5 separate regions of the Homo sapiens genome follow, and regions 2, 3, 4 and 5 are each linked to region 1. Evidence: chromatin loops called from intact Hi-C (ENCODE). Cell type or tissue: IMR-90. All regions are shown on one strand.

Region 1 (5,000 bases):
AGCCAGGAATGGCTACAGCTTAAGAATTACAAGGGAGGAAGTAGTACAATATGAGGCAAAACAGCAAGGGCCACCAGCACTAAAAGAGGTAGATTCAAACTGTCCAATCAATTCTAAAAGTGATAAAACAGATTTGCCTGTAAAATTAGGCAAGTATTCTCATCAAATATTTGCCAGGAAAAAGTTATAATAGTTGAAATATATAAACAGACACCAAAGACAAAAATTTTTATACCACACCTCCTGTGAATCAAATCTATTGCTGTATTATAATATAGCGTTTAATTCTCCTAGCAGAAGGAGTATCAACTTCTCAAATGTTAGCAGATAAAAATCCACAAATAAAATTTTTTTTAAAGTGTTACCCAAAGGGCCAGGCTCGGTGGCTCACACCTGTAATCCCAGCACTTTGGGAGGCCAAGGCTGGTGGATCACGAGGTCAGGAGTTCAAGACCAGCCTGGCCAACATAGTGAAACCCCATCTCTACTAAAAATACAAAAATTAGCCAAACATGGTGGCGTGCGCCTGTAATCCCAGGTACTCGGGATGCTGAGACAGGAGAATCACTTGAACCCGGGAGGCGGAGGTTGGGGTGCAGTGAACTGAGATCGCACCACTGCACTCCAGCCTGGGTGACAGAACAAGACTCCGTCTCAAAAAAAAAAAAAAGAAAAAGAAAAAGAAAAAGTGTAACCCAAAGAGCAGCAGTGTACAAAGACAATGAAATCCTGTCTATAATCTTCATCCTATAAGCCTACAGGAAGAGGCAGAATAAACTGACCAATAGTTGCTTTGTATTAATTCTATTAAATTATATAAGTGCACATGAAAGTCAGTTTCATTACACTAAAACACTGCTTTGCCAAATAATAAGGAACGATATATTAAATCTTGAAACCACAAGTGAACAGCTAAGTATTATTCGCTTATTCTCAAGAAAGTTGATGTTTCACCACAAATCACAACAAAAATACAATTGAGATTATTATGCCTTCGACAATATCTAGAAAACATCTTTGTCCTGTTAAATAGAACTTATAGGAGGCCACGGTATGGACTGCATTCCCACACTAGGCCCCAACAGACCTAAACAAAATGGAATTACTCATGCTAACATTCCATGTCACCAAACCAAAACTAAGTTGTTCTCCTAACCTTCAAGATATGTGGAGAAAAAGAGCTAATAGCCAAATCCCAAAACAGACCAGTTTCAGTTAGCATGATAAGGAAGTCCCCTCTGCTTTAACCTTTAGAAGAAAACTAACTTTGAAACGCCAATGTACATTTGGTTTTTGGTTCTGCTTTCCTCAGCTCTTTTCTGTCTTTAAAGCCTACCTCCTTTGCTCAGCCATTGGAATGCTCATTTTATTTTATGGAATAAAATGTTGCATAATTCTAAAATTGCAAATAAACCCATTGCAATCTTTAAATTTGTTGTGATTTTGTCTTTTGACAGTCCTAAATCTATTTCACTGAATAAACTATCCAGAAATAGTCAAATTAACAAAGGTGAGCCAAAAGGTCAAATAGAAGATTGGAAATTACTAATTAAGATTGCCCCCAAAAAAAAGGTCTGCTAAAAAGAGGTCTGTTCTTAGCTCTCTATTGATAATTACTTACACCTTCTCCCTAAGTAGCTTGTCTGCCACTGCTGCTTTAGGCTTAGCCCACAGACCCTTCCCTGTTTGAGGATGTGTCAAATTCTGCTACAGTGTAACAAAACACCTCTGGAATGCCAATTATACTAAAATAACAACATTAATATAACTGTATGAATGCCATAATAAGCTAAATAAAAATGCTATTAGCAACTTAAAATTGTAAGCACCCATGGTAGAACTTAAATGTATGTAACTTAAATGCAAGAAAAAAAAAGTGCTCAAAACATCAGCCTAAGTCTAATCAGTAGCTAGAAAATTAGAACAAAATCTCTCCTCATCTGTTAATACAAGTGGAAATGAAAAGGAAAAACGAGGCATTAATAAACTATGAAGAATGGAATAACCATCTGGTTTACAACTGGTAATGTCACTCGGTCAAGCCGTGCAGCTTCTTTTATACCGCAGCACCACCAAGTGGCAGAAGGACAAACTGCAATTCTAGCTGAATACTTTCATCATTCAAAAAAGGCCACTGCTATGGACTAAATTATGTCCCCTCACCAAAAAAATTCATATGTTGAAGCTCAACCCCCCATGTAACTGTATTTGGAGATAGGGCTGTGAGGAAGTAATAAAGGTCAAATGAGATCCATAAGGGCAGGGCCCTAATCTGACAGGGCTGGTGCCATTTTTACAAGAGGAAGAGACACCAGATCTCTCTCTGCATGTACACAAGAAGGGTATAAGTGTGCTCAGCAAGGTGTTAATCTATAAGTCACCTTGCTCTTGGACTTCCCAGCGTCTAGAACCGTTGCAAAATAAATTTGTTTAAGCCACTCCATCTGTGATATTTTGTTATGGTAGCCCTCACAGACTAAAACAGCAACACTTCACCCTAATCCCAAACTTTACGACAAAGTCGGTCATTTAAAAATCAAAAGTCAAACTTGCCTTTAAAAATCCTAATCCAAAAATTTACTGAAATTAAAGTTCCTTAGTCAGCTATAAAAGGACATCATAGAGATCAAAAAGAATGTTTAGAGGTTAGAATTTTTATTATGAAAACGAAAAAATTCTCCCTGAAATTAAGAGACTACGGCTCTTCAGGATGCCTGTGCTTCCCTCAAACCAAGACAAAAACCTAAAATGGAACTGTTTTGTTATTCCAACCAATGTAATATCCTCTTCCTGACCTGGACAACCACCTTACTGCCGTTAGACCAGTCTAATCCCATGTACAGAGCTACAATCAATTCCTCTAAGCAGGATACTGCTGATTTCTATTTTCTCCTTCCTTATAAGCAAGAGAACTACAAAGTTTGAGGAAATAAAAGGGAGGACTTTTACAATTGGTCCGTCTCATTTCCTACCATCTACAGAAAGAAAAGCTAAGCTCTTAGGTGATATGGCAATTCCTCACATTCTCACCAAACTGCTTCCAATTTTAAGAGTTGTGTATTAACCTTCATTTACTCATACACAACAGCTTTGTCTATAGGCTGTTGTAAATAATAGCTTGGGCAAGCTGTTCCATATCAAATTTAAAATACAGCATTTTCAATCATTTTTTGATTCTATTACAAAGTGAATAACCACTAATGGTTTTTCTATAATAAACCACCACCAGCAGTTTGTAAAAATTTTAACTATTATCCCTCATTAATAGTTACACCCAAACTTAAAGTAGGCAGTAAACATTGTTGCAGGAAATCGAGTCAAACATACACAAGGCAATGAATTCTAATGAAATGTGCCACAAAATCCATACTACCATTTCAAACAGTCTTAAATTCATCAAATCACTACCACCTTAGAATTTTTTCCTTAAAGATATTACTTCTAATGGACTTGAGTGAATCTTCTTAAAGGTCTTTATGTCTTACAGAGGTTAAGTGACTAAAGTCTCTAGGGTACTGGGTAACAAAATGTATGCTAGAACAAAAATCTTTCAACTCCTAGGCCAATCTGCTTTCCCTTATATCATACTTCCTATTAGTTCAACTTCTCAAATCTCAAGAATAATTGTGTGATACATGATAAATTGTGTGATAAATGGTAAGAAATAAGAATACGGCAAACAATCCATCACAAGGTATTATATAATAGTGAACAGTAAAGACAATAACTGCTATTGAAGTTCAGAGACTAACACTACTGTTTGCTAGAGCTGACTGGTAAGATTTTAAAATAGAATTTTAAGTAAGAATGAAGGCTGGGCACAGTGGCTCACGCCTGTAATCCCAGCACTTTGGGAAGCTGAGGCAGGAAGATCACTTAAGCCTAGAAGTTCAAGACCAGCCCGGGCAACACAGTGAGACCCCACCATTAAAAATAAAAAAAAAATTAGCTGGGCATGGTGGCATGCAACTGTGGTCCCAACTACTTGGGAGGCTGAGGCAGGAGGATTGCTTGAGCCCAGGCGGTCGAGGCTGCAGTGCACTATCATCATGTCACTGTACTCCAGCCTCAGTAACAGAGCAAGACCCTGTCTTTAAAAAAAAAAAAAAAAAAAAAAAAAGAAAGAAAAAAAGGAATGAACTTCAAAGAACATCCATTCTAAACTTCATTTTAAGAAACTAAGGCCCAGTCAAGCACGGTGGCTCGTGTCTCTAATCCCAGCACTTTGGGAGGCCGAGGAGGAGAGATCACTTGACCTCAGAAGTTCAAACCCAGCCTGGGCAACATAGACTTTGCCTCTATAAGTAAATAAATAAATAAATAAATAAAAATTAAAACTATGATGTTGCCACTGGACAACAAAGCGAGATCCTACACCAAAAATAATTGTATGTGTATGTGTTCATATTTATAAACACACACACATAGATACACATACACACACACACGAGAGAGAGACAGAAAAGAAACTTAAGCCCTATACACAGAGTTAGTTGGTGGCGGTGGCAGTGGCAGTCCTTCAGGGAAAAGGGATTTAAGCTGGGTTTAGAAACATATCTAGATAGGAGCTGAACAGAAGGAACAAGAGAGGACATTCCAGGTAGGAAAATAACAGTAAAAAAAATTTTGGTTTTTTTTTTTTGGTTTTTTTTTTTTTTTGAGATAGTGTTTCACTCTTGTTGCCCAGGCTAGAGTGCAATGGTGATCTCGGCTCACCGCAACCTCTGCCTCCCGAGTTCAAGAGATTCTCCTGCCTCAGCCTCTCAAGTAGCTGGGATTACAGGAATGTACCACCACGCCCAGCTAATTTTTTGTATTTTTAGCAGAGACGGGGTTTCTCCATGTTGGTCAGGCTGGTCTCGAACTCCTGACCTCAGGTGATCCGCCTGACTCGGCCTCCCATATTCAGGCGTGAGCCACCGTGCCTGGCCATAACAGCAAAAATTTAAAGGCCGAAACAAATCAATCAAGTTCAAGAGAGAGAAAATAAATTGTTTTGA
Region 2 (5,000 bases), 380 kb before region 1:
GATAACCTTTACCTAGGAAATATCTGCATTTAGTAAATATCTGCATCTTGGAAATATTTCTGTTCATCTGTTTGCTCAAGCTGGCAAGTCCCACTGTCTCGCGTGCAAAAGTATAGCCAGAATCTGCCCACTTCCTTTGCTCTCCTGCCATCACCGTGTCCAAATCACCATCATATCTTGCCTTGCCTACTAAAATAACCTTTAACTGGCCTCCCTGGCCCCTTCCTTGGCTCCTGACATTTTATTTTCTACCCTGTAGTCAGAATTGTCTTTTAAAGTTATAAAATCATGCTTAGTTCAATCCCATGTCTAAAACATTCTGTGGCTTCTGTATCATCTTAAAATAAAGTCCAAATTCCTTACCACAATGTGGTGCACACCACCCACTCTGAGTTGATCTCATCTTGCTCCCCTGACTTACCATGTTTGCCACAGTCACACTGGCCTTCCTGCTTTTCCTCTAATTTAGCAAACTCAGCCTGTCTCTGAGCCTTTACTAGGCACTTAACCGGGCTTAAATATTTCCTCTTCAGAGAGGCCTTTCCAAGCTCAAGCAGCCTCTCCTCCTTTCCTCATTCACATGCCCTTAACTGCTTCATACCACTCACCCTTATCTGACATGAGTTATGTACCTCCTTGAATATTTACTTATCTATCTTTCCCCATACAAATAAATTTCCACCGGATTACTAATGACGTTGATTGTCATGTTTACTGCTATACTCCAGCACTTAGAATAGTGCCTGGCACAGGGAAGATGCTTGGTGCATGTTTGTTGAATGAATGAATGAATGAATGAATGAGCAATGCACTGTCATGCTACTTTAGGGACACAGGGAAGTGCAGTGCACAGTTCCAGACACTAAATAACTTATAATGTGATTGTGGATGCATAAGCACATGACAAATTAAGTGACAATAAGCTTTAAAGTAGAGTTAACAAAAGTTTGGAAGCCATCGAATGGTACAGAAGTTATGGTCTGCTCTGTAAGAGGAGCTAAGAAATACTGTGAACAGGAGTTTCAGGAAATGGTTACCTGTGACTGTAGGATGGAGAGAAGTAGAAAGAATGTTGTGCTGTTGTGAGAAAAGCCTAAGAAAAACTTCGGTTTAATAGTTAAGTGCCAGAAGAAGTTTATTGTCAGCCTCGACATTTCACAGCACATCTACAGCAGGGAGCTGGGTTGGCAGAAAAAGACTAGTCAAAACATTACATGCTCAGCTCGGAAGAGGAATTTCCATAGATTCATTCCTCCTAAGTGTTTTCTGCAGAACACTGATTTAAAGAGATGGTTATAAATATTATGTGAGGAAGGAATTTCTTTGTTAAGTACATGTGAAAACTTTGGGTTAAACTAGATTATAGTTTTCTTTATGGCAAGACATCTCGGAGCCTTTAATATGCTATTGTTTCTTGAAAGTCTCCAGAAGAAGAATAAAATATAAGCATTTTCCACACTTAATTGACTATAAACTTTTACTCACAAAGCTTCTCTTAGGCCATGCATTCTCTGCTCAAAAGTTCTTTGGGTGAAAATTAAGGCACCTGAACAAACACGTCATAACAGATTTTTATATCGGTTTAAGCCATCCCAGAAACAATATTTTTAAATTTTTATGTGTTTTAGACATCAGCTATACAATTTAATACTTGTAGCAATAATACAAATGTTTTAAAATTACTAGTATTTATTAGCATGAGACAATTTGCTAGGCACTTTACTTGTATTATAATGCTAGAAAGATAGATCCCAATTTCACCACTGAGTTGCCATGGAACTTAGGCTAAGTTCCTGATTGTTCTGAGCTTTAAGTTTTTTATGTCTCAAGATAAAGCGGTAACACAAACATTATAGGGAAGTTGGAAAGATTTAGTGAGATATTACATGTAAAGTTCCTACATAGAGCTTAAAATATCACAGGTTTTCAGTATATAATCGTGTTGTTATCATTATCATCTCTAATCCTTGCAACTACTTTCCTCATCTAGAATAGAATGCTCCTTCTATACAGGAGGAAACTGAGGCTGTAAGCCACAGAGCAAGTAAGGAATAGAGAACACTCAGTCTGTTGAAAGAGATGATTGAGTCTCTTGCAACTTTAACTTAGAAAACTGACGTGATGAGCAAAGTGCAAACTGAAAATAACACTGCCACCCAGAGGCCACTCCCAGAAATGACAGACATATGGTCCTCAGGGACTTGAGGCAGGGTCTGAGGGCAATTCGTGTTAGTGAAAGCCCATCTTGTTGGCAGCAAAGTGATGCATACATTATACCAGAACAGTTGTGAGGTATTCTGTATGCTACCTAATTTTCCCATGAAAAACAAATAATCTAGGTTCATTATAATTACTTGTAGATTTCATTTTGAAAAGTGTGCTTTTCTTTGTGATTGGGAAAGACTGGAGTTAAAAAAGAAATTCTAGCATTAGATATTTACATATGTTAGCAATTCCAACGGAGCCTTTGTTTAAACATGCCCTTTTGAATAAATAGTTTTTCTTTTTTACTTCAGCCAAGCTGTAAACCTTACACATGGATTCCATGTACTTGTGTCAAACATGTGAATTATGTGAAAGGGGCAGTGCTTCAGGCTGATGGCCACTGAAGGGGCAGGGATTGCCTGAGGAGAGCTGATGCATCCCTTTGAGCTGACCTAATGAGGCTGTCACCTGTCTGTGCTTCTCAGAGCTTTGGGGGCACTTGTTTTTCTTCCTTTGGTCAGGTCTCAGAGAGCCCCAAAACTTATTTCAATCAAATTCCGTAGTTGTAAAACATTGTTTAAGATAGTAGACATAACAACCTGCTAATTAGTACAATTACCTTTAATTTATACTAAGATTAGAACACCAGGCACAATTTCCAATAACCTATATCTCCAAAGACTCTTTATTGCCCTTTCCTTGAGGTAGATTCTCACCTGATGTGTCAGCCTTCATTGCTGCTCTGATGGTGCCCCATGGTCTAAGGAAAAAATAAAGTACTGAAGTTTCTCAGAAAAACTAACAGTAAAAAAAAGTTTTCTCTAATAGGAACTCAAAAAGTTAGATGAAAGAATATGTGGTTGAGACAGGAAGGACCTCAAACCCACAAGCCCAAGGGAGGAAGTATGAGGAGATATCCTGATTCCTTGGCAGATTTAAAGAAACAATAAGCAGCCTCCTGAATTTGGGTTTGATATCTTGTTTAAAAAAGTTAAAACTACAGTTTTAATTAATATATACAAAATCTATTCAGCCCTGACATATCCCAGTTTTCCAGAATGAATGCTACTATTAGATTTCATTGTTAAAAATACTGCCCAGTGAGCATAAAACCAGACTCAAGTCACACACGATAGCCTTCAGCCCCATTTGAAGGTAAAAGGGTTTTTTTTTCATTTTTGTTGTAGTTTTGTTTTATTTTACATACTCTAAGCCCTCTGTCAAAGGGTAAACAATTTAATTTATTCCAATATTTAATTGGGAGTTATAAAGGCCTTTAAAGTCTTTAAGTAATGGGTACCATTTTACATTCTATTGTTGCATACTGAGAATGCTGTGAAGCAACTATCTATAGATTAAGTTTGGGCAAATTTAGCCAAGTCTTTGATTAGCAGTTAATTTTTGTCTCTTTTTATTAATCATTGTCCTTCCTGTCCTTGAGGAGTCCCTAATTCCTATTGATTCTTCTCTTCATACTTCTCAGATTGGCAGTACCATGGTCTAGGTATGGATCCTCCCTCATCTCTTGATTACTGGAGTTTCCTCCTAGTTGTTCTTTCTGCCTGCAAGCTGTTGATTTCAGTCAGTGCTGCTATGGCTTCCTAATATTTTTGCTAGGTACTCATGATACAGCTCTCTTTTATCTACTTAATTGACTATGCTGTCACCTCTGGATGCTTTTGGATGTCAAGACTCCTAACCATCTAGTGGGCTCATTCTACTATATCACATCATGTTTCCCACTGCTTCCCACATGGGCCCTTAGCTTCAGTAATGCTGGCCTTCTTATGACCCCTATACAACCCCTCAAACCTACTTCTTGAGTTTTGTTCCTTCTGTACTATATATTAGGGCTTTTTGGTGACAAGCAGCAAACACCCAACTCTAATACTTTGAAGAAGAAGTGGGAGGTGGTGAGAGAGAATGCAAATGTGACCATATTGGAGAAGCCTAGGCAGTTAGGTCCAGCATGGATGGATTCAAAGGATCAAATGTCATCAGCCTTCCTTCTGCTGTGTCTCAGCCCTTTCCTTTAGAATTGGCTTTATTCTCAGGCTCCTGGTCATGGCTTCCAGCAGCCCAAGTCTTACAGCCATTCTGTCGGGTAGCCACAGAGAAAAGAGGGATTCTTCTCTAATGGTGGCTTCACAGAAGTCCTGGGAATTGGTCTCACTAGCTCTTCTTGGGTCATATATCTATTCCTGAACAAGTCACTCAGACTATAAGAATGCAGTGATCTGATTGGCCAGGCCTGGATTACATGCTCAGCTTGAGAAATTAGGGTAGAGTTGGCTCTATCCCCATCTTGTGGACTAAGAGCTGAGGAAAGAGCAGGTAGGGAATCAAGGTGCTGTCACTACCAGAAAGGCGAATGAGTGCCGGGCAGGGAAAAATAACAGATGCCCATTCCATGGTTTTAATGGAAGTTTTCTTTTTATGTGTATTTTCACCATCCTCAAAAGGCTTTAATAATGCTACATAATACTGATATGTGTGTGTGTGTGTGTGTGTGTGTGTGTGTGTATAAAATATGGCAACTAGGAGATTCATGTGTGTCTTATACACAACCCAATTGTAAGTTTCTAACTGAATTGGTAAACATTTTATTTTATGTCTCTTAATGTGTTTTCATTATATCTTGTGCATTTAACTGTCATTGCAATTATCAGCCACATTGTGTTATAATCATCCACTGTATATCCATCTTCTCTACTCAATTATGCATGTTGGGCAAATAGTACAGAGACTGACACAGGGCATGCATTGGGTGAGTATTTGGCCAATAAACAAATATA
Region 3 (5,000 bases), 330 kb before region 1:
GGTCAAGGGATTTGAAAATTCTTAAGAAGAGTTTTCAGAAATTTTGAAATAAAGCAAAAAGATTACTGGGTGCTCTTTCAAAGTCGTATTAGATCCTCTAAGAATCAGCTGATATTTCAGGAGGTGTAGCTTTGTTTGGCTATTTGCTATTAATTGAAGTCTAGAATCTGTAAAATTTGGATGTTAATTTGCAGAAGATCGGTAAGTTACTGATGACTTTTGTTTGGTAGAGATACAAACTACTTTTGCCCAGCATGGAAGGTAACCCCAAATGTTATATTTTATTGGCCCTAGTAAAACGGCAACCATTTTGTAACTAACTTTGCAGTCCTATGCCAGCATTATTTTTTTCTACTGGATTTATATGTACTAGTTTCTTCTATTCCTTTTTTTTTTTTTTTTTTTGGAGACAGGTTCTCATTCTGTCACCCATGCTGGAATGCACTGGCTTACTGCAGTCTTGACCTCTTGGGCTCAAGCAGTCTTCCCACCTCAGACTCCCAAAGTGCTGGGATTATAGGCGTAAGTCACTGTCCCTGGCCTCTTCTATCCTTCTTTAAATCACCTTTATTATCTTGCCAGTTAACTCAAAGAATTAAGTAAATCTTAGGAAAATACTTATTTATAGCCAGGGATGGTGGCACACACCTCTAGTTCCAACTGCTTGGGCGGCTGAGGTGGGAGGATTGCTTAAGGCCAGAAGTTGGAGGCTGCAGTGCGCTATGATCATGCCTGCACCCTAGCCTGGGCAACATAGCAAGACATTGTCTCAAAAAATAAAGGAAACATCAAAAAAGAAAGTTACTTACAAGTGGCTACATTTGGGGTAGTATTTGGAAATAGAAACTAAAAAAATTCTAAAGAAATGAGATCTTTCAAGGAGATTTCGAAATATTTACTGATCACTTTTTTATAGTCTAAGAGCTGTCTCAAGATGACGTTGTTGTCATCAGGAGTTCTCAAGGTGGTATTGTCATTAAAAATTATGCTGAATGATCTTGTATGTAGAATTCACTTGGAAATACCAGATCATAGTCAGAGGCAGTGGCTCACACCTGTAATCCCACACTTTGGGAGGCCGAGGTGGGCGGATCACCTGAGGTCAGGAGTTCAAGACCGGCCTGGTTAACATGGTGAAACCCCGTCTCTACTAATAATACAAAAATTAGCCGGGTTGTGGTGGCGGGTGCCTGTACTCGAAGCTACTCGGGAAGCTGAGGCAAGGAGAATCGCTTGAACCCAGGAGGCAGAGGTTGCAGTGAGCCAAGATGGCACCACTGTACTCCAGCCTGGGCAATAGAGTGAAACTCCATCTCAAAAACAAAACAAAACAAAACAAAACAAAACAAAACAAACAAAAAAGCAGATCATGAAAAAAATAATAATTTCTACCTACAGAGAGAAGGATCCTTGAAAAACTTCAGTCTAACCTTTTTATTTTAAAAACAGGGATATGGAGGCCCAGATCAAAATATCCACCTAAGGACACACAAAAGTAGTAGAACCAAGACTGTAGGGTAGATTTCCTGACATCCGCTACTAACACTACTATACCCCTGTCCTGGTCTAGAGGATGTCCCTGGTTATTGGCAAGAGAAGGAACAGCTGCTGGGAGGAAGAGCTACTTCAGATCTTTGCTAGTGGACGCTGAGTCACTCTTCTGCTCTGCTCAGCGGTACTGGCTTATTTTTCTGATGTCTTCTAATCCTCTTAGCAGAGTGAATGTTCAGCCAGAACACCACAGTACAGATCGTTGAAATATTGACATGCTTTTGTCCCAGACCCCCTACTCTCTTGGCTACCTAGTCCCTCTGCCAGGAACCCAGAACCTCTCCACAGTTCAGCATCTAAGGGGTTAATGCTGGCCCTGCAAAGGGAAGAGGCAGAATTGCTGCCAGCTGGCATCTTCCGGGCATCTGTTCTGGTTAGCTAGTGCGTATGCCACACTAGTTGTGAAATACTTTTAATATTTCTTCTGCCCTTTGGCAATCTGTTGGACTGAAACCTTGTTCAGGTCCATGTGTAGGACCTGAAGAAAGTGTTGGCACCAACAGATAGTGAGGTGGTAGGAAGCCGTCATATCACTCTCCTAATAATTGACAGTATTTTTTAAAATGATTCTATTGGATAGTTCAACAGAGGTTCATGTTTTATTCTGTTTCCTACTATCTTTCAGGTAAAGATCTCTGATAAAGGGATTTAGAAAAATTTCAAGTACACTAGAGGGCAGTGGTCCCATATCTAGACACCTGGCAATTACCACTTCCTTTGCATTTCTTTGCCTTTCCTTTTGTGTAGGGGAGGGGAAGAGGGGTTTTCGTCACAGAATACAAATGCCATTTATGTCTGAAGTATTTTATAAAAACAGAGTAGCTGCTTGGCAGCACCATGTCTATCATTTCTTGTAGTTTCTTTTCCATCCTTCTTCCAATGACTTATCTCAGCATTAACATCTTAATGACTTTTTGCGTTTTTGAAGAAAAGGCAAAGGAGAGATAGGAAACATACTTCCTACTTTGGGGTAGTAAGGTTTTCTATCTTTGCATCTTTGTATTTGAAAATAAAGTCATGAATTAAGAATGAGGGAGAAAAAAGGTACAGGAATGTATTCTTGTATTTTGTATGTGCAGAGGTATTAAAAGAATAAGTTTAGACAAATTAAATTTCACAGAGTTTAACTGAGCAAAGAATGATTCAGGAATCACTCAGCTCTCAGAACCAGAAGCGGTTCAGAGAGCTCTGCTCCATTACATGGGCGGCAGCATTTATGGACAGGACAAAAGTCAGGTACAGAAACTTGATTGATTACAGCTTGGCATTTGCCTTATTTGAATATGGTCTGATCAGCTGGCTGCCTGTGATTGACTGAGACTCAGCTATTTGTTACAAAACTATACTCCTAAGTTAGGCTTTCAGTTAGTTTATGTGCTAAGTTAGACTGCAATTAATTACATGAGGACTCAACTGTCCTTATGTAATTCAGGCCAAATTTAGTTTGACAGAGGCAAAAGTCACTTAGATGACTGCACTGCTGCCCCCTTCTTCATGATCACCAAGGACAGTTATGTTTTAGATCACTCAGTTTTCCTCTCCTGCCCCTCTTCTAAGTAGAAGGGAGCCCTGCTTTCTGGAGGAGAGGCTAAGCTGATCTATATACACTAAAGGGATGGACTGGAGGTGAGTGGATGGGGTAGGGAGGAGAGAAGTTCCATTGCAGTTGGATAGTATAATGGATTTCAAGAGGAGAAAGCAAAGGGACATTAAAAAGTATGCCAGTAGATTATTTGATGAAGTATGAGACCTTAAATAAAGAATTGTATCTATTATTAATTACTTTTGGTTGTTGGACTGTTTCTTTGAAAGAGATAATCCTCTGAAACTAGTTTGTATGGCTTTCTGGATTTATAAAAGTTATGTATAGAATGAACTTGCAGACATTAGCATTTTCATTTGTGAGATCTACAGCAGTTGTGTTTATATATGTGTGTGTATACGTATATATGCATGTGTGTATACATATATGTATATATGTATGTGTGTATATATGTATGTGTGGATATATGTTTCTGTGTGTGTGTGTGTGTGTATATATATAGTTTATTCACCATCTTTACTCTTAGGCCCAGGTGGGAGATAAGATGCTCTTCTTCCAATTCACCCAACTAGAGGCCTGGGTGGGAGGAAGAACACCTGGACCCTCATAGCAACATGTCCTCTGCAACAAAGGGACAGGAACTCCCTCTGCATTTCTTTTGGTGTTGCTAATATTCATTGGGGATTTACCGTACACTACATATTGTGTCACTTGTTTTGCATAGATTATCTTGCTTAATCCTCACAACTTTATGCTGCATATATAGGTATGATCCCCATTTACCCGTGAGAAATTTGAGGATTACAGAGGTTGCCTGGCATGAAAAAGTGAGCATGTAGCAGGCTGAGATGTGAACCCAGGTTTGTTTGACTCCACAGCTTGAGTTTGTAGCTACTCATTTATGTGCCCCCAAGGGAAGGAGGGATGCTGCAGGCAGTGTCATTGGGAAATCATTTGTTCTTCGGACCCATTCGACAGGGTGCAGTGCTGTCTCACACATCTGAACTGGACATGGGTTCCTGGTCTTATTCCTCTATTGGAACAGAAATGATGATCCCCAGACTGTTCTGGGGATAGCCTGGGACATAAACACACATGTACACACACTGACTGGATTTTCACTTCTCTGATTTTGTATGAGATATTGTCACTGGAGAGTAATTAAAACCCCTGGTGAATTTATGTTGGGGCCTCCTGACACGATTGTGCAGTTATTTATCCTTAGACAACAAGGAGGATTAGCATTAAATGCTGAGAGAAATGCATCTGCCACGTTGATGCAGTTAGAGGCATCTATCAGAGATGCATTTGAAACCCAGAGACTTCATCCTAATTGCCGAGAATGCTGGAGGTTGTTTTCAGCTAGACTTAAAAGTGAAGAGGAAAACCATTAGTAGTAAGAGAGGTGGATCCCACATTAACTTCTCAGTAGATTCTTCTGGGGCAGAGGGATAATCTCTTCCCTAGCCCTGTCCCACTTGTATCTTTTAGGTAATAGTCTCTGTCATGGATCAGGGCAAAACCTTTCCCTAGAGACAGAAGCAGGCAGAAGGAATTAATGTGTTCCTACGATTATTCCTATGAATAACTGGTCACGTTTGCTAAGTGTTTAGTACATGTAGGATATCAGTAGAAGCGCTTTGCCAGCATCATCTCATTTAATTCTCAGATGGCCAGTCCCTCTTCAAACCTAACCCTCTCCACCTCTTCCTTTCTAATCTAACACTTACTATGTCATTTATTTCTCTCAGGGGAGAGGTAAGTCGTATTTATAAGACTGGCATTTACATTAGCTCAAGAAGTGAATGTTGCCAGGTACAAAGGCAGAAAAGGATTAGTAGATCTGTGAATTATGGTGTCAATTATACTTGTATTGAGAAGAATAATCATTTGTTAGTTGTTACAT
Region 4 (5,000 bases), 610 kb before region 1:
CTGATACTCCCCAAACTCTAAACCGTCAGATAACACAATGCAAAATAGAACAGAGCCTTTCATTTTGAGAGGGATTTATCCGCTTTTAATTCTGGGATTTCATGAGGAAAACAGAGGTTTTTTTCCAAAACAGGGTCTCTGGCATCTCCTCTGTTTTTCCAAAGGAATTCCAGGCTACCAAAAGTTATCTTAGGCCATCTCATGTGTGCATTAAGAGTGGCAAGACAGGCTGGGTGCAGTGGCTCATGCCTGTAATCCTAGCACTTTCACAGGCCAAGGCACATGGATTGCCTGAGCTCAGGAGTTTGAGACCAGCCTGGGCAACTCGGTGAAACCCCGTCTCTACTAAAATACAAAAAATTAGCTGGGCATGCTGGCATGCGCCTGTAGTCCCAGCTACTTGGAAGGCTGAGACAGGAGAATTGCTAGAACCTGGGAGGCAGAGGTTGCAGTGAGCCGAGATCGTGCCACTGCACTCCAGGCTGGGTGACAGCGTAAGACTCTGTCTCAAAAAAAAAAAAAAAAAAAAAAAAAAGAGTGGCAAGACAAAAAATGGAGAAAAATAATTCAGTCAACTGAGAATAAAAACCTTTTTCCAGAAAAACAAGACCCAAGAAAAGAAAAACGTATAGGCCTTTAAAATATACCTGTAGCTTGAATATCCACTTTTAATTAAGCTGAGCTCTCTTTAAGAAAATCATTTAAGATATCTTGTTACTCAACATTAGCCACACCAAGTGGTTAAGATTTTTGGCTTTTGAACTTTACCAAAAGTAACCTCACAGGTGAAACCAATAAGCCTCCATTAGGTTATGACTTAACTGCAAGTGTATGAGGTATTCTCAAAGGGGCGGTAAGCAACTTTTGAAACTGTCATTGCAAAATGACTGAGACGGTAAAAGAGGTCCAACCCAACCAACTCCATCTTGCTTCCAGCCCCCAAGCTGTCCTTGCCCATCCCTAGGCATAGGCCAAACCAACTCTGGGAGGAGCCTAGTTTACAGTTTATAGCCTAAAACAAAGATGATAGCAACTCCTTCCCAAAATAAGCCTCCCTCTTGTCTGGGCACTAGACCAAGAAACTAGCCACAAGATTAGAAACCATGGCTCAGGAGTCGTGCAGCTGGAAGCTGCAAGATTCTGACCCTCCCTAAACTGCTCCCAAGATCAGTGCTCAAGATACTTGGCAAACCCTGCCCTTGATGGATCAGCTGGCACCACCCAGATTGACAAACTGGCTCATCTGATTTTGTAGCCCCCACTCAGGAAGTGACTCAGCACAAGAAGACAGCCACCACTGTAGAATGGCAGAGACTAAAACAAAATATTGCCACGTAGTCACAGCTCATGTTCCCAAGGACATAAAACAAGATGGAGGCCTGCAGCAAACTTCATCACCGATCATTTTGTAGGGCTGGCTTGAACAGCAGGTTTATGAGGTCCCAGTCCTAAGGCACCCTTTCTTTTGACAGAACCATGCAGAAAGACATGCAAAGCACACCAGATTGACGACAGCTTAAGACCAACTACACAAATCCTTTTTCATTAATTAAAACTTAACAGAGAATGTAATCAGTGATCCTTATTATCCCTTTTACCAGTTTGCCCAGAGACAGAGAGGCCAAAAGCCCAACTGGTTAAAAAAAAACTTTTACCGTTTTGCTGGCATGTCAGCTTCTGGGTTCCCTGCTCCTGAGCTCAACTCTAAGCGATGCACTTTAAGGTTTGGGGAACTTGACATTTCTCTGTTTGGAGGAACATTATAAAAGAAGGAATAGGAGCCATTTTAAACTGTGAAAGAAGGAAGGAGAAATACCATAGAAAAGTCTAGCGGTTTGGGTAGTAGAACTGGAGGAGCTGACATGTGGATGGGGGGCAGGAAGGGCCACAGCATCTGGAAGTTGCATTCGAGGGTTGCATTCAAGGGTTTCCTGAGGGTTTGTTTCTCTAATTTTGGGGAATCATTTTCTTTGGGCCCTCCTGATATGACTGGTAAAAAAGCTGAGTTGATTGTGCAACACTTGCAAAGTTCTAGTAAGAAGGCCATGCCCTTGTGCATAAGAAAGTGACCCACTTTTTCTTTAAAATCTAGTGTCAAAGGAGTCCCAGTGCTTCAGAACACATTCCAGAGGAATTCAGGCTGAAGATGGTCTGTTACCTATCTAGAAAGAGAAGCAAGAAAAACGTATGCCTTTAGTCTCCTTCCTTTCCTTTGAAATGGCCCAAGGTAGAGGGAAAGACAGTGGAGGCATCCCCCCACCTGTTTTCCCTCCCTAGTTCCCTGAGCCCTGGCATTTATTAAATGTGCCACCCATGGTTGCAGGCATGACCCTCAGCATGGAACCAAAGGAACTAAGCGATTTGGGATTATGTTCACTCTTGTGACTTTAGTCCTCCACTTGTGATATCCCTTTGATTTCCTGGACTCATCTGGCCCGTGTGGCTCCCAGAAAGATGGATCTCAGGAAAAACTACATAATAGTTTCATGTGAGCAAGACCCATTTAATGGAGGGAGTGTACTAGATTAAACTCTATATCCTGCTATTATGGCCCATGCTAAAGCACTTACCCTTAGAGAATGGTTCCGGTGAACTTCCAGACATAAAATCTTCTTACTATTTAAGTATCGTTTTAATGGGAGGTAGAATATGTGCCTTAAAAGAACGTAGGGACCGAATGGCCATTTTCCTGCTGATGGGACGGTATCGAGACTAAAATTTGATTTTAGAGGATTTTTTCCTCCTCATTGCTGAAGGGAGAGTTTTTCCATTTACAGAAGCGCATAAAGCCTGGTCTCTAGTAGAGAGGTGCCAAAAGGGAGGAGATTTCTATTCCACTAGGTGGTGCTGTTGACCTTGAAATGCCATGTGCCCTCCAGCCCAAGGGCGGAGAAATGCTCACAGTGGTGGGGCGGGGGAGTGGTGGAGACCCTCAGTTCCTAGAAAAATCACAAAAACGACATTCCCTTGAGCTATATTCCTGGTTACTGCAGCATCCTACATTTCCTGATCTTGCCTAATAGGATTACTTCCCTGAACTGTAAAAATTCCCACCACATTGCATACAGAGAGAGGAGACATGGCAGTCGCAGACAGGAAAGGAGGAAATTATGATAAGTAAAGCTGGAGATCCTGTTGCCGATGCCTGATTGAGCAGTTGGAGGCGGGTCAGTCCAGAAGCCTTCAGATAACACCAGGGTGTAGACCTGGCCAGAAATCCTCCAGGACTTATTCCAGCCCCATGCAATGGCTAGGTTTCCATGAAGGGAAATCAGTTCAAAACACAGCCAAAATGCCCAGAATGGAGGCCGACAGCCTTGAAATGAAAGGATGTCCCAGATGGGGCCCCAAAATGAAGCGGCGACATTGTCTGGGATAAATACCCGAGGTTCGTTGTTTCACGCCAAGGGATTCAAGGACATGGACACACAAGTAGAGAGTTTAAGAGCAGAGGTTTAATACGTAAAAGAAAAAGAGAATAGCTCTCTATTCTGCACAGAGAGAGGGGCACCCGAGTGGGTCTTCCAGTTTTGTGATGAAATAAACGGGGTTTTGTAGATGAGCTTGAGGAGGTGGTGTCTGATTTATATAGGAGGAGGTGGTGTCTGATTTACATAGGGCCCAAGAGATTGGTAGAACCAGTTGTTATGTTTGCATGGGGTTCAAGGAAGCTGCCCATCCCACCCTAATCTTTTATTGTGCAGATGGGCTCTCTACCTGGCCAGCGCCATGTTGTCTGTTCCTTACTGTACACGTGGTTCACAAAGGGAAGATGGAGCCACCATGTTGAACATGACTGGCCCCCAGGTAGCCTTTCTCTACTGGCACAGCTGCTGGTATTTACCTATGCAAGATTTTAGCTTGCTTAGTTATGCTTGCAGCTTGATTTTTCAGGCTGCTTTTTGTTAGAAAAGAAATGATTTGGGGGCTGCTTTTACAAAAAGGAAAGCTTACTGAGGACTTTCTTACCCTATCTGCCTAAATAATTTCCAACTCCTGTATCGAAACGACTGTACTTTTTCTACCACATTATCTTTGTGTCCTTGTGAAAAAAAATCAGTTGCCCATAGATGTTGAGTGTATTTCTGGACTTTCCATTACTTTCTACTGCTCTATGTGTCCACATTTATGTAAAAACCAGGTTGTTTTGTATACTAAAGTGTCTTAGTCTGTTTGTGTTGCTATAAAGGAATATCGGAGATGGTAATTTATTTTTTATAAAAAGGTTTATTTGGCTCATGATTCTGCAGGCTATACAAGAAGCATGGTGTCAGTATTTGCTTCTGGTGAGAGCTTCAGGCTGCTTCCACTCATGGCAGAAGGCAAAGGGGAGCCAGCTGTACAGAGATCACATGGCAAGCAAGAAAGCAAGAGAGAGGGGGATTAATCTATTCACATAGGATCTACCTTCATGACCCAAACACCTCCCATTAGGACCCATCTCCAACACTGGAAACCAAATTTCAACATCAGATTTGGAAGGGGTCAAACAAACTATATCCAAACTATAGCATAAAGCTTTGTTAAGTCTTGAATTAGATAAAAATTAAGTATGGGCCCTCTAAAGTTGTACTTTTTCCATTGTTTTGGCTATGCTAAGGTCCTTTACATTTCCATATAAATTTTGAAATCAGCTTGCCCATGTCTACAAAAAAGCCCACTTTTGTGATTCTGATGAATCTATAGATTTTGCAGAGAACTGACTTCTTAGCAATATTGAGTCTTCCAACCCATGAAAAAGTAAATCTTTGTTTTTTAGGTCATCTTTAATTTCTCTCAGCAACATTTTGTACATTTCAGTGTATAGGTTTTTCGTATCTTTTGTCAGTTATTCCTAAATATTTATCTTTTTTGATGCTTTGTAAATGGCATTTTTTCTTATTTTAACTTACAGTTGTTTGTTGCCAATATACAGAAATACAGCTGGGTTCTTGTATATTGATTTTGTATCCTGGAACCTTGTTAAACTCATTAATTAGTTCAAGTAGCTTTTGGTAGTG
Region 5 (5,000 bases), 130 kb before region 1:
TGGTTTTCTGTTCCTGTATTAGTTTGCTGAGAATGATGGTTTCCAGCTTCATCCATGTCCCTGCAAAGGACATGAACTCAATTCTTTTTTATGGATGCATAGTATTCCATGGTATATATGTGCCACATTTTTTTTATCCAGTCTATCCTTGATGGGCATTTGGGTTGGTTCTAAGTGTTTGCTATTCTGAATAGTGCCACAATAAACATACATGTGCATGTGTCTTTATAGCAGAATGATTTATAATCCTTTGGGTATATACCCAGTAATGGGATTGCTGGGTCAAATGGTATTTCTGGTTCTAGATCCTTGAGGAATTGGCACACTGTCTTCCACAATGGTTGAAGTAATTTAGACTCCCACCAACAGTGTAAAAGTGTTCCTATTTCTCCACATCCTCTCCAGCATCTGTTGTTTCCTGCCTTTTTAATGATCGCCATTCTAACTGGTGTGAGATAGTATCTTGTTGTGTTTTTGATTTGCATTTCTTTAATGACCAGTGATGATGAGCTTTCTTTCAAATGTTTGTTGGCTGCATAAATGTCTTCTTTTGAAAAGTGTCTGTTCATATCCTTTGCCCACTTTTTGATGGGGTTGTTTTTTGGTGTATTGCCTTTTAAGAAGAGACATAAGACGGCTTGCATGTATATTCTCTTCCTCCCAGCCATATGGGGACACAGGGAAAAGTCAGCCATCTGGAAGCCAGGAAGAGCCCTCACCAGAAAGCAGCCATGCTGGACCTTGATCTTGGAGGATCTAGGCTCCAGAACTGTGAGAAAATAAATTTCTGTTGTTTAAGCCACCCTGTCTATGGTATCTTTTCATGGCAGCCTGAGCTGACTGAAACACCTTTCTTGAAAATCACCAATGATTTCTTAAATGAAAAATCCAGTGACTTTTTTTGTCATTGGTCTCTTTCTATGGCATTTGACCCTAGGCCCTCTTTCCTTCCTGACGGCACTCTTCTTAAACCTCTAGGACCCTGCAGACAGTTGATCTTCTCTTCCCTCCACCAAGTTTGTCCTCAGCCTGGGCTCCTATCCTAAACTCTCTCTCTCACACCTTTAACCTCATACAGCAGCAGCCCCAAGGCACAGACCCCTCCTATCTCTGTGATCTCAGGATTGGCACTCAACCCTTCTGCTTACTGGGTCTGCTACAAAATGCCCCCTCATTTGAGGACAGAGAGAGAAAACATCCCAGAGTCTCTATCTACTGTAATATAATCTGACCACTAAGATTTCAGGCCTGCACTAGGAGCTTGATGTTTCTCCTGATCTTTGGGCACACAGTTACCTGTGTGTTGTTGGTATCACGTACATCTTGGTATACATGCAGCCAACAAAACACACAGGCATCTGTTCATCTTCATGTTGTTGCATTTCAAAAACTGTAACCAAAACCTCCTTGTCTGCCAGCAAAACATGTTGTTCTGATTAATTTACAGTCTAAAAAGTATAATGCAATGAAATAAAAATAAAACCCAGAAAGAAGAGTGTTTCTCTCTCCCTGTTTTCCTGTGTGGTCTGTATCAATCTCTTTTTTAATATTTGGAAGTTCTTGAATATGGATCTTATATGAGCTCTTGTTAAGACAAAAATGGATTGTTATATTCATAGGAGAGCATTTCAAAATCCCATTTGTTCAATTATTCACCAAAAGATTCATAGATGAGTCTGATCTTCTCTATGCTATCTGAAAAAATAAGAGGAGATAGTATTGAAGAAAGAACGAGGACTTTATTCATCACTTATTTCCTGTATGTAATAGATTCTTTCAGAGAACTAAAAGGAATACATTTCCTTCCAATAGCTTTAAAACAAAAAACAAAAAACTTTGTTCTTTAAAAGAAAGCCAGCCATTTAAAGGCAAGTCTACTCTTAATTTAAGAAAGAATGCAGTTCGCCCAAAAAACACCAGGTCAAGTAGGGTGGATTAGTTGGCCACAGCTGACTGACAGCTTGACAGCTGTCAAAGCAGGCAGATGACCATCTGGCTCTTCTCCACAAATCATTCCAATCCAATGGAAGGCATGAATGTGCACCCAAAATGAGATAGATAATGTGGATAGTTAGTGACATGACAGTCTATCAAATGCTGTTGACTCCATAGTACTTTCAGCTTGAAGTCTAGATAGCATAGTAAGAATTATACTTCCATTGACTTTTCCCTCTTCTGATTAAATTATTTTACCCCTAACCAATAATGAGAAGGAATCTTTAATAAACAATGAAATATCTTTTCCTTCAGTCATGACATTACAGTTGACCCTCAAACAATGTGAGGATTATGGGAGACAACCTAGGCAATTTCATTCTGCATGGAGGCAAGGGCAAGGATTTCATGACAAAGACACCAAAAGCAATAGCAACAAAGCAAAAATTGACAAATGGGTTCTAATGAAGCTTAAGAGCTTCTGCATAGCAAAAGAAACTATCAACAGAGTAAACAGACAACTTACACAATGGGAGAAAATATTTGCAAACTATGCATCAAACAAAGGTCTTTCCAGCATCTATAAGGAACTTAAACAAATTTACAAGAGAAAAACAACCCCATTAAAAGGCGGGCAAAGGACATGAACAGACATTTTTCAAAAGATATACATGCAGCCAACAAGCATATGAAAAAAAGCTCAATATTGCTGCTCATTAGAGAAATGGAAATCAAAACCACAGTGACACACCATCTCACACCAGTCAGAATGGCTACTATTAAAAAGTCAAAAAATAACAGATGCTGGTGAGGTTGCAGAGAAAAGGGAATACTTACACACTGTTGGTGGGAGTGTAAATGAGTTCAGTCATTGTGGGAAACAGTATGGCAATTCCTCAAAGAGCTAAAAGCAGAACTAGCATTCAGCCCGGCAATCACATTACTGGGTATATACCAAGAGGAACATAAAGCATTCTACTATAAAGACACATGCATGCAAACGTTCATTGCAGCACTGTTCACAATAGCAAAGACATGGAATCAACCTAAATGCCCATCAGTGACAGATTAGATAAAGAAAATGTGGTACGTATATACCATGGAATACTATGCAGCCATAAAAAATACAAGCTCATGTCTTGTGGGAAGATGGATGGAGCCAGAGGCTATTAACCTTAGCAAACTAATGCAGGAGTAGAAAACTGAATACTGTGTGTGGGAGCTAAATGATAACAAATGGACACAAAGAGGGGAACAACAGACATTGGGGCCTACTTGCGGGTGGATGGTGGGAGGAGGGAGAGGAACAGAAAATATAACCATTGGGTATTGGGCTGGGTGATGAAATAATCTGTACAACAAACCCCCCAAGACACGAGTTTACCTGCGTAACAAACCCTCACATGTACTCATGAACCTAAAATAAGAGTTTAAAAAACCCCAACAATATGAGGGATAGTGGCACCAACCCCTACACTGTGCAGTTAAAAATCCACACATAGCTCATGACTCACCAAAAACTTAACTACTAATAGTCTACTGTTGACTTGAAGCCTTACGGATAACATAAGCAGTCAATTAACACATAGACTAGTATCTATTAGGTTGTGTGAAAGCAGTTGCGGTTTTTTCCATTACTTTCAAAAGCAAAACTGCAATTACTTTTGCATCAACCTAATGTATATATTTCATGCATTTATGACATACCTTAAAAAAAGTTTGTTTTTGTATTTCTAGGCTATACGATTCATCTGAGTTTTTTTCAAGTTGTCACAAATTTCCAGAAAATTGTCAAATATATTTATGGAAAGAAAATTTGCATATAAATGGATTCATGCAGCTCAAATACATGTTGTTCAAAGGTCAAGTACATATTGTCTCATTGGTATGAAATTTAGGAATTAGGCTGTGCTAGTGGTTGCATAATCTTAGGTAAGTTGCCTCTCGAAGCCCCATTTATCTTGTTTGTAAAATAAAGGTAGTGGTCCTGGCTAAAACAGTCTTTAAAATCCCTTCCAGTCTGCCAGCCTGTGATTTTTCTGCCACTGCTGGTCATTACATAGGCAAGTGTACAATCTAATGCCTGTCTCCTGAGGAACATTTGTTATGTTGTTGTTTAAGCTAGGAGCAAACATTAATGGTTGCATCTCTTAAAGCAACTTGGAAGCACTTCGCAGATGCTTCTACATGAATGAAAGAATATGCATTTGGAATCCTGTGAGTTGACCCTTTATGTTCCAAGGAGAAACACCTGAGAACTTTGTCATTCCATTATTATAAACCTACCACTACAGAGTGTCACTTTCAACATTTATCAGTTTATCAGAGGTGCTATTTTTCTGGTTTTAAATGGACACTTTTTTTCCATGTTTTTACATTTTCCTCTTCTTCATCACCAGCAATAGCAGTTGGTGTTTTTTTGGGAGGCATTTTTTCCCCAAAGAAATAAGTTATTGCTTGAGAAGAATGCCTGTATATACAACAAACAGAAGTCATCTTGAGATGCTGTTGTGCTGTGTCATTAGCCTCACCAGGCATCCTCTAGGCTGTGCAGAGCCACTGCAGAAGCACAACTCAAAATCTTGTCTTTATAAAACTGCCAGGGACTCTTGGTGTTTTTTACTTACTCCATAGCTCTTGATGGAACAATACTCCTGATGCAGTCTGCCACGCATACTGCAATCATAAATCGAGTTAGTTTACAGAGGACCCTCTGAGAATTGCTTTTGTCATTTCCCGGTCCCAGGTTCCAGCCCCCTTTCAGGAATGATGCCAATGAGAGATAAGGATATGCAGCTCCATGATTTTTTTACCAAAGTCAGTGGGAGACACAACAGGGTGCATGAACTTTCTAATATTTAAGCTCAGTTTAACATTTTTATACCTCACTCTTTGTGGCACAAAATCTTCCCTGTTCTCGCAAGGTAGCTTTCCACCTCTGATGACTATTTACTTTGTTGCCATGTGTCGTTTTTGTTCTAGAATACTTATAATGATTACCATAGCTGGAATGCATTTCTCTTCTTCTCATTTTATCTGTTTCCACACAAGATCTTGGCAACATT

The links. Hi-C counts contacts between places; a loop is a spot of excess contacts. Peaks named below come from ENCODE experiments on the same cell type or tissue, not always from the same donor. Only the 100,000 strongest peaks of a DNase experiment are listed, where the experiment ranks them.
Region 2: a loop joins it to region 1, with 4 times the contacts of the local background. A loop is called at or near these places in 15 of 110 quality-filtered maps.
Region 3: it touches region 1 in a loop (7-fold over the local background); 74 of 110 quality-filtered maps call a loop at or near these places.
Region 4: it touches region 1 in a loop (7-fold over the local background); 75 of 110 quality-filtered maps call a loop at or near these places.
Region 5: it touches region 1 in a loop (3-fold over the local background); 3 of 110 quality-filtered maps call a loop at or near these places.

What each region holds. Positions count from the first base shown.
Region 1 is chr5:112,993,284-112,998,283 of GRCh38, reverse strand. All of the region lies in intron 4 of DCP2 (decapping mRNA 2), which reads right to left. Among named protein-coding and RNA genes, the nearest start is that of DCP2, 19 kb to the right of the region's middle. In IMR-90, a CTCF peak has its summit at 2,069 (motif pointing left); DNase peaks (open chromatin) are centred at 1,103 and 2,043; H3K27ac peaks cover 435 bases.
Region 2 is chr5:113,376,303-113,381,302 of GRCh38, reverse strand. All of the region lies in intron 2 of MCC (MCC regulator of Wnt signaling pathway), which reads left to right. Among named protein-coding and RNA genes, the nearest start is that of TSSK1B, 56 kb to the left of the region's middle. In IMR-90, a CTCF peak has its summit at 2,157 (motif pointing left); a DNase peak (open chromatin) is centred at 2,142; H3K27ac peaks cover 483 bases.
Region 3 is chr5:113,327,970-113,332,969 of GRCh38, reverse strand. All of the region lies in intron 3 of MCC (MCC regulator of Wnt signaling pathway), which reads left to right. The region is part of intron 2 of LOC124901045 (a long non-coding RNA gene); the gene reads right to left. Among named protein-coding and RNA genes, the nearest start is that of TSSK1B, 100 kb to the left of the region's middle. In IMR-90, a CTCF peak has its summit at 2,232 (motif pointing right); DNase peaks (open chromatin) are centred at 1,639 and 2,249; H3K27ac peaks cover 195 bases.
Region 4 is chr5:113,604,572-113,609,571 of GRCh38, reverse strand. No RefSeq gene overlaps it. Among named protein-coding and RNA genes, the nearest start is that of YTHDC2, 93 kb to the right of the region's middle. In IMR-90, a CTCF peak has its summit at 2,841 (motif pointing right); no DNase peak of the experiment used is centred here.
Region 5 is chr5:113,125,247-113,130,246 of GRCh38, reverse strand. The region is part of intron 5 of MCC (MCC regulator of Wnt signaling pathway); the gene reads left to right. Among named protein-coding and RNA genes, the nearest start is that of DCP2, 150 kb to the right of the region's middle. In IMR-90, no CTCF peak of the experiment used is centred here; no DNase peak of the experiment used is centred here.